Regions from separate parts of the Homo sapiens genome. Here region 2 is linked to region 1. The links are chromatin contacts, found by Hi-C or POLR2A ChIA-PET in ENCODE. All regions are on one chromosome and are shown on one strand. Each heading gives the region's core, a stretch centred on a gene start or an enhancer-like site at or near the end of the contact. The rest is flanking DNA. Distances are from core to core; before and after follow the strand shown. Region 1 overlaps ARHGAP42 (Rho GTPase activating protein 42). Region 2 overlaps ARHGAP42 (Rho GTPase activating protein 42).

What was found. Hi-C counts contacts between places; a loop is a spot of excess contacts on that map. ChIA-PET counts read pairs that join two places held with the same protein, here RNA polymerase II (POLR2A). Pooled maps may share reads with other maps.
Region 2: a loop to region 1 is called in a map of PC-9, with 8 times the contacts of the local background. The contact joins two enhancer-like sites. A Hi-C loop is called at or near these places in 5 of 168 maps with a recorded cell type or tissue (PC-3, PC-9, heart left ventricle and 2 more) and 3 of 50 pooled maps. POLR2A ChIA-PET finds 5 or more read pairs at or near these places in 7 of 52 experiments (B cell, HEK293, IMR-90 and 3 more).

What each region holds. Positions count from the first base shown.
Region 1 is chr11:100,775,508-100,778,842 of GRCh38, forward strand. All of the region lies in intron 2 of ARHGAP42 (Rho GTPase activating protein 42), which reads left to right. Among named protein-coding and RNA genes, the nearest start is that of ARHGAP42-AS1, 89 kb to the left of the region's middle. Within about 2 kb of position 1,809, at least 7 of the 41 ENCODE cell types and tissues checked have a DNase peak (open chromatin) inside an H3K27ac peak, as active enhancers do; they include PC-3 and PC-9, where a contact is called at or near this core.
Region 2 is chr11:100,718,170-100,721,504 of GRCh38, forward strand. The region is part of intron 1 of ARHGAP42 (Rho GTPase activating protein 42); the gene reads left to right. Among named protein-coding and RNA genes, the nearest start is that of ARHGAP42-AS1, 32 kb to the left of the region's middle. Within about 2 kb of position 1,787, at least 21 of the 41 ENCODE cell types and tissues checked have a DNase peak (open chromatin) inside an H3K27ac peak, as active enhancers do; they include PC-3 and PC-9, where a contact is called at or near this core.

The sequences.
Region 1 (3,335 bases), core at 559-3,058:
AGTTATTTGCCCAGCCTTAAAACCTTACTGATAGGAAATAAAAGGTTATTTGTGCAGAAACTAAAATCATATTCTTTTGAAAACACTGTTTATGGTGGGTTAGTTCAAACGGCTGGATGTCCAAAGATACTACTGTGAATCTGCCTATGAGACGGGTTGTTTAGCTGCATTGATTTAGCACATTAGTGTATAGGATAATAAAAGACTTTAAGTCTGAGCACATCACTTGAGAATTTTTAACCACACCAAAGCTGGAGTATGCAAGTTACTCTATTTTGTTTTTGTATTAAGTACTTATAATTTGAAATCATTTTAAATCAAAGATTAAAAATGAGAAGACCTCTAGGTTTTAAAAAAATTTAGATATTGTGGCCGGGTACGGTGGCTCACGCTTGTAATCCCAGCACTTTGGGAGGCTGAGGCGGGCGGATCACCTGAGGTTGGGAGTTCGAGACCAGCCTGACCAACATGGTGAAACCCCATCTCTACTCAAAATACAAAATTAGCCAGGAGTGGTGGTGAATGCCTGTAATCCCAGCTACTTGGGAATCTGAGGCAGGAGAATAGCTTGAACCTGGGAGGGGGTTGTTGCGGTGAGCTGAGATCGTGCCATTGCACTCCAGCCTGGGCAACAAGAGCAAAACTCCATTTCAAAAAAAAAAAAAGTTAGATATTGTTAGTCAAACTGAACTAGTGCCAATAAAAATGTTAGTCATTAATATGAGGCAAAGTTTATTCATTCTATGTAATCTTGGAAACCATTGGAAAGTCCAGTTGCGATTGTGCGTAAACAGCTTGGTTAGTGATGTTGTGTGATGACCTAGACTCTCAGGAAAGTCTTGAACAGTATGAGCTTTGGACTCAAGAGATTAAACATTTACCAAGAAGGAGAGTCACTTTGCTAGTAAATATTTTTGGTGGAGACTTCATTCCTTTAGACACACCTAAACAGAAAATTCCTGTGGTAGTGACAGGCAATACACTACCATTTGTCAACTAAGGTAATAGCTCCAAATTAGGAGTGGAGAAATGAGTCAGTCAGTTAGGTAGTTTGGATCAAACTATATTTTTTAACAATCCCCCAGCTATTTCTGACATAACTAGTGTATTGCTGGTCCCTTGTTTACTCCATTTTAAATGCAGATATGCAGACATAGCAACAAGGATAGTGCCTAATAGTTAGCATCGGCCGGGCACAGTGGCTCACTCCTGTAATCCCAGCACTAGCACTTTAGGAGGCCTAGGCAGGCAGATCACCTCAGGTCAGGAGTTCAAGACCAGCCTGGTCAACATGGTGAAACCCCATCTCTTCTAAAAATACAAAAATGAGCTGGGCATGATGGCACGTGCCTGTAATCCCAGCTACTCGGGAAGCTGAGGCAGGAGAACCACTTGAACCCGGGAGGTGGAGGTTGCAGTGAACTCAGATTGCACCACTGCACTCCAGCCTGGGCAACAAAGTGAACACTGTCTCAAAAAAAAAAAAAAAAAAAACACGAAGAGCATGTCGCATTTTAAAAAAGAAGCTGTTTTATGGAAATGCTTGTACGAATCGTACATGTACTGATTGATGGATGAGAGCTCGAACATGAACCAAGTTTTGTGTACAGCATTGGCTGAGGTGCCCTGACATTTTTACTTCTTGTTCTGTCTTTAGGAGAATGTGTTGAAAGGTGAAGGTATAGCAGGTTAAAATAGTGGCAATTCAAGTCACAGGGGCTTTACTATGTCTTCCTGTGCTGGCAGTGCTTTGCCAAGGTGCAAATATTTATTGTTTGATTACCTCTCTGAGGCTGGGTGTGCATCAGTGGGTTACTGTGGTGAGGTGACTCACATTGATCTGTAGATAGAAGCCTGAGAGTGATCTTGGATACCTGATCTGAGGGTGTCAAGAAGAATTTTTTCAAGGGAGTGGTTGGAAAATCTCATTCAGTTTCTTTGTTAGAAGAGTGACTGTGTAAAAAGGCATAAAATTTTTACTTACTTTGAAGATGCGTCTGTTAGGTCAAATGGAAAGGTAATATTTGATTCTGTTTCCCAAATGAGAAATAGGAATATAGTCTAGGGTGGAAAGTATGGGAAACAATTTACTTTTTGTATTTGGAAAGGATTCCTCTATAGTGTAGAAACACTTTGAGAGATAATAGCTTTTGTTTCAGGTTAAAAATCATAACTGCCATAATAAATGCAGAAAATGCATTCAAAAGATCATTAATAATTTTTCTTAAAAAAAAGACCTATTTTCTTTTTTGACTTAAACAAATTCAATGATTAAATTATTGAAAATGCTTCTGTGAAAATTTTCTTCAGAATTTGGTCATGAGTACAAATATGCATTTTTACAGTTTACTCAATATTTGTCTAGTGGTATTGTGATACAAAAGGTAGAACTGGGCGGGGTGTGATAGTTCACACCTATAATCCTAGTGCTTGCAGAAGCCATGGCGGGAGGAATGCTTGAGACCAGGAGTCCCAGACCATCCTGGATGAGGCCCCAGTTCTATAAAAAGTAAAAATTTAGCCAGGCATGGTGGCATGCACCTATAGACCTAGCTACTCAGGAGGCTGAGGCTGCAGGATCCCTTGAGCCCAGAAGCTGAGGTTACATTAAACTATGATCACACCACTGTACTGCAGCCTGGGTAACATGTTGAGACCCTGTCTCTTAAGAAAAAAAAAAAAGAAACGGTGAAGTTGTTTGTAGCCATGAGATTCTTCTTGGGCATTTTTAGGAAAAATTTCTAAACCAAAGGCAATGCCATTATCAACCACAGCTGAACTCTTCTAAAAGAGACCTGTGATATTTTATTAAATTTGAGGAAGTAAACTACCTTCTCATTTGCTGAATCAAAAAAAAAATATCCATCATTCTTTACAGACCCTCATTACAACCACTTAAATGTGGTTATATAAATCAGGAAGTCGTGTATTAAAGTGGAACATTTCTAAATGCCTAAATTGTTTATACAAATAACATTTTCTTTTTAACTCTGCAGAGGAAGCATATTTTACTTTTTAATAGCTCTCAGTTGGACAATTGAATTATTGTTTTCCTGTTTTTTTTTTAAACCACCCTTATTTTTGTACCCACACAGAAACCACCCACAATTAATGATGGAAGCAGCTGGGAAAGTTGCACATTTCAGGTGGTGTTCCTCTCTTAAAAAAAACACGCTGCTTGAGAGAGATGCTTTTATCATATTAGCTGTGTATTTTGAAGCACTTTATTTGACTTAATTTGAAATTCAAAAGCTTAGGTGTTTCATATTTCAGGCTTCGAGTTAAAAAACAACCTGAAAACTTGTCATGTCACAAGCCTGGAAAGAAATTTATTT
Region 2 (3,335 bases), core at 537-3,036, 57 kb before region 1:
GACAGATCACTTGGAGAAGAGAGATGGTTTGGAGGTCACAGTGTTTGTGGCATGAGACACATTTTATAGGTCTTATGAGGCCCTTCAAGGTAGAACTTGGCCAGCCCCATTGTGAATAGCTCTTGAAGGTGGTCATAGCCACTGGATCTAGCATCTGATACTAAGGTCAAGAAAGAATTTATTTAGTTCATGAAAGCAGATATTTTCTGTGCAAATGCATGCCTTTGACATAAACCATGTCTTTTAATTTTGTTCTATTAAGAATATTTCAGACTTTTGGAGGAGTATAGCTTGGTTGTCAGAAAAAAGGAAGATTTACTCAGATAAACAAATTTGAAACAGCAAAATGCCAACCTGCAAAGTTTGAAGATAAATAAATTGGACAAGGACTCAAACACACCACGAATAGAAAAATTAAAGTTACATATAGGTAGGGAAATGGATTTCAAATGGTAAAATAAAAGTGTATTTCTGAACAAGAATTTAATTAAACTGGAATCATCTACCATGTGGTGCATAGTAATTTTTTACTAATTCTCACAGAGTAAATTCTCACTTAGACTAATTTCTCACATAGTAATTTCTCCCTTCATGTATATTAAATGCACAGATTACTAAAAAAGTGAATCCTATATTGAGTAAATTATCATGTAAATTAGTTTCTTGTTTATGTAATGGTTCAGTACTTTATTTAACGTGACTTATTTAAATATGTATTGCATTTGATAGATTTCATATTATTTTATTCAAGCTTTAAAGTATTCTCTAATGAATGGTATTTGTGATGGAGAAAGGAAGAGAAGGTTGTGATGCTTCACTATACCTCATGATTTATGTACCTTATTGAATACAATTCCTTAATAGATTGGAAGAACCAATCATCCTTCAAAGAAAATAGATTACTGGGAAAATATTGGAAAGAACATTGGACTAATTGAAAAACTTAGAATAAGAGCATTTAGTGGTAGATAAATTTAAAAATGTCAGGCACAGCTAAACGAATTCACATTTCTTGCTTCCTAATTCTTCATTCACCACTAGATACTGTCTTTTTCTTTTTGCTGAAATATTGGCCAGTCAAATAATAGGAGAAAACAACTGAATATTAATTGATAACTTTCAAGTTAGGTGAGGATTTTACTGCAGATTAAGACTGTAACAGGAGGATGTATCTACTTTGAGCTCTGTTGGAAGTTTTGGCCATGATAATTATTTAACATCAGTCTCCATGGCAGCAAGGGGAAAAGCTCTAGGCAAACAAACAGATGGATTCAGAGGACCTTAAGTGATCAAGTCCGGTAGGAGCCAGCAGCTGGCCTTCTGTGGGCTACTTATTAGCATTTTCCTTAGCTTGTTGTCTGCCTGCACTTGGCAGCAAGCTGGAGGTCAGATTTGTGATGCAAACACATTTGCATCCAGGTTCTGGTATCTACTCACTAACTCACAGGTGACCTCACCCATATCTCTGCCTCTCTCTTTCCTTTTTTTCTTTTATTGTGTGTGTGTGTGTTGTGTGTGCAGGTTCAAAATGACAGGTGGTAAAATGAGCAGCAAAAGGATACTCTTGGCTATACCGGCTCTTCCTGTCTTTCAGATATTGCACATCCTGAGCCTGTTGTTTTACATGGAAGAAAAATGAAGCCCCTTCACACATTCATAGAGAAGTGTGCTTGAAAAGAGAGAAGAAGCAGCAGAGAGTGCTTAGCAGCAAGGCTATTTACTACTTCTGTATCCTAGGCAGTTTTCCAGGCTGTAGTTTCACCCCCAACCTTGCCTCCCCTGCTGAATGTGGCTGGTGCCAAATTCCTGCTATTGGCTGAGTCATCATGTCCTAGTTGATCTGGCACCGTAGTCAACATTTGTAGCTTTTACCATTGTTGCTTTGGAGCTAGATCACTAGGTTAGATTATAGGCTAGATAATTAGGTTTTCCTAAATAGAGAATCTGCTGGTGCTGAAACTTGCCCCAGAAGGCACACCGTGGTGGTTATTCACGTAGATGGCCTGGTGTATGTGAGATGGGAAAATCCAGTAAGTCACTCCTTAATTCAATTCAGCAGCCTTTTACTGATTGCCCAGAAACTGGATGATCTGGCAGAATTAAATGGATTATTTTGTTTAAAACCTAAAGCAAAAAGTTTAAGGTGGGATTCCATATGTAAGTTGTTCCTATGAATGATTGTTGATAATGTTGGAAAAAAATGGGAAAAGAATTCATACAAATGACTGCCCTGATGGTGGGAATATAATTATTTCTGTCCTATTTTCCAAACTTTCTCTAATGTTTCAGTACTGTTTATACAATAATAATATTTAATAATAACAACTGGTTTTGTTCTCATGGGGGAAAAAGGCCCAAGATAAAAAAGTCCAGTCATATAAAAGTGAAAATATGGCTAGATTCAGTGTCTTCAAGAGTATTTTGAAAACGAAAACACCACAACAAAAAACCCCAAGAACTTAAAATGAGGATATTTAACGTTAATTGTATATGACTGTATTGGTTGAGATAACCTTTTTTTTTTGAGAGCCTAACATTGACATGTAATATTCATTGAACACATATTGCTTTTAAAAGTTTAAAATATACATATATACATGGTCCTTATTAGGCTTTTATTTTCTTAAAAAATTTAACTGTTTTTACCATGAACATTTTCAAACGTACTCAAAAATGAATATTAAAAAGAACTACCATATACTTCTCACTGAGGTTTAAAAATAGAATAATATGGTGAACTTCCATTTACTTATTTAGATTCTATAGTTATACAGAATTTTTTTAAGTTTTTTTTTTTAACTGAGCAGATAATACAGAATTACAATATTACCCACCTCTTCCCTGCCCCCATACACATATGAAGTCAAGTTTCCCCTATTAACATCTCGCATTAGTGTGGTACATTTGTTAAAATAAATGAACCAATATTGATACATTATTCTTAACTAAAGTCAAGAGATTACACTGAGGTTCACTCTGTGTTCTACAACTGGATGGGTTTTGGCAAATGCACAATGTCATGTATCTACCTTTGCAGTCCCATGTAGAATAGTTTTATAACCCTTCAATTCCCTTGTTCTTCTCCTAACAACTCTCCCGTGCTTTTCTCACCTAACCCAGGGCAACCACTGATATTTTGTTTTGTTTTAAACTGCTTCTATCGTTTTGCCTTTCCCAGAATGTCATACAGTTGGAATCATGCAATGTATAGCCCTTTCATACTGACTTCTTTCACTTAGCAATATGCATTTAAGATTCTTCCATCTTAAATGCATATTCCATGACTTGATAGCTTATTTCTTTTCTTTTCTTTTTTTTTTGGAGGCGGAGTCTTG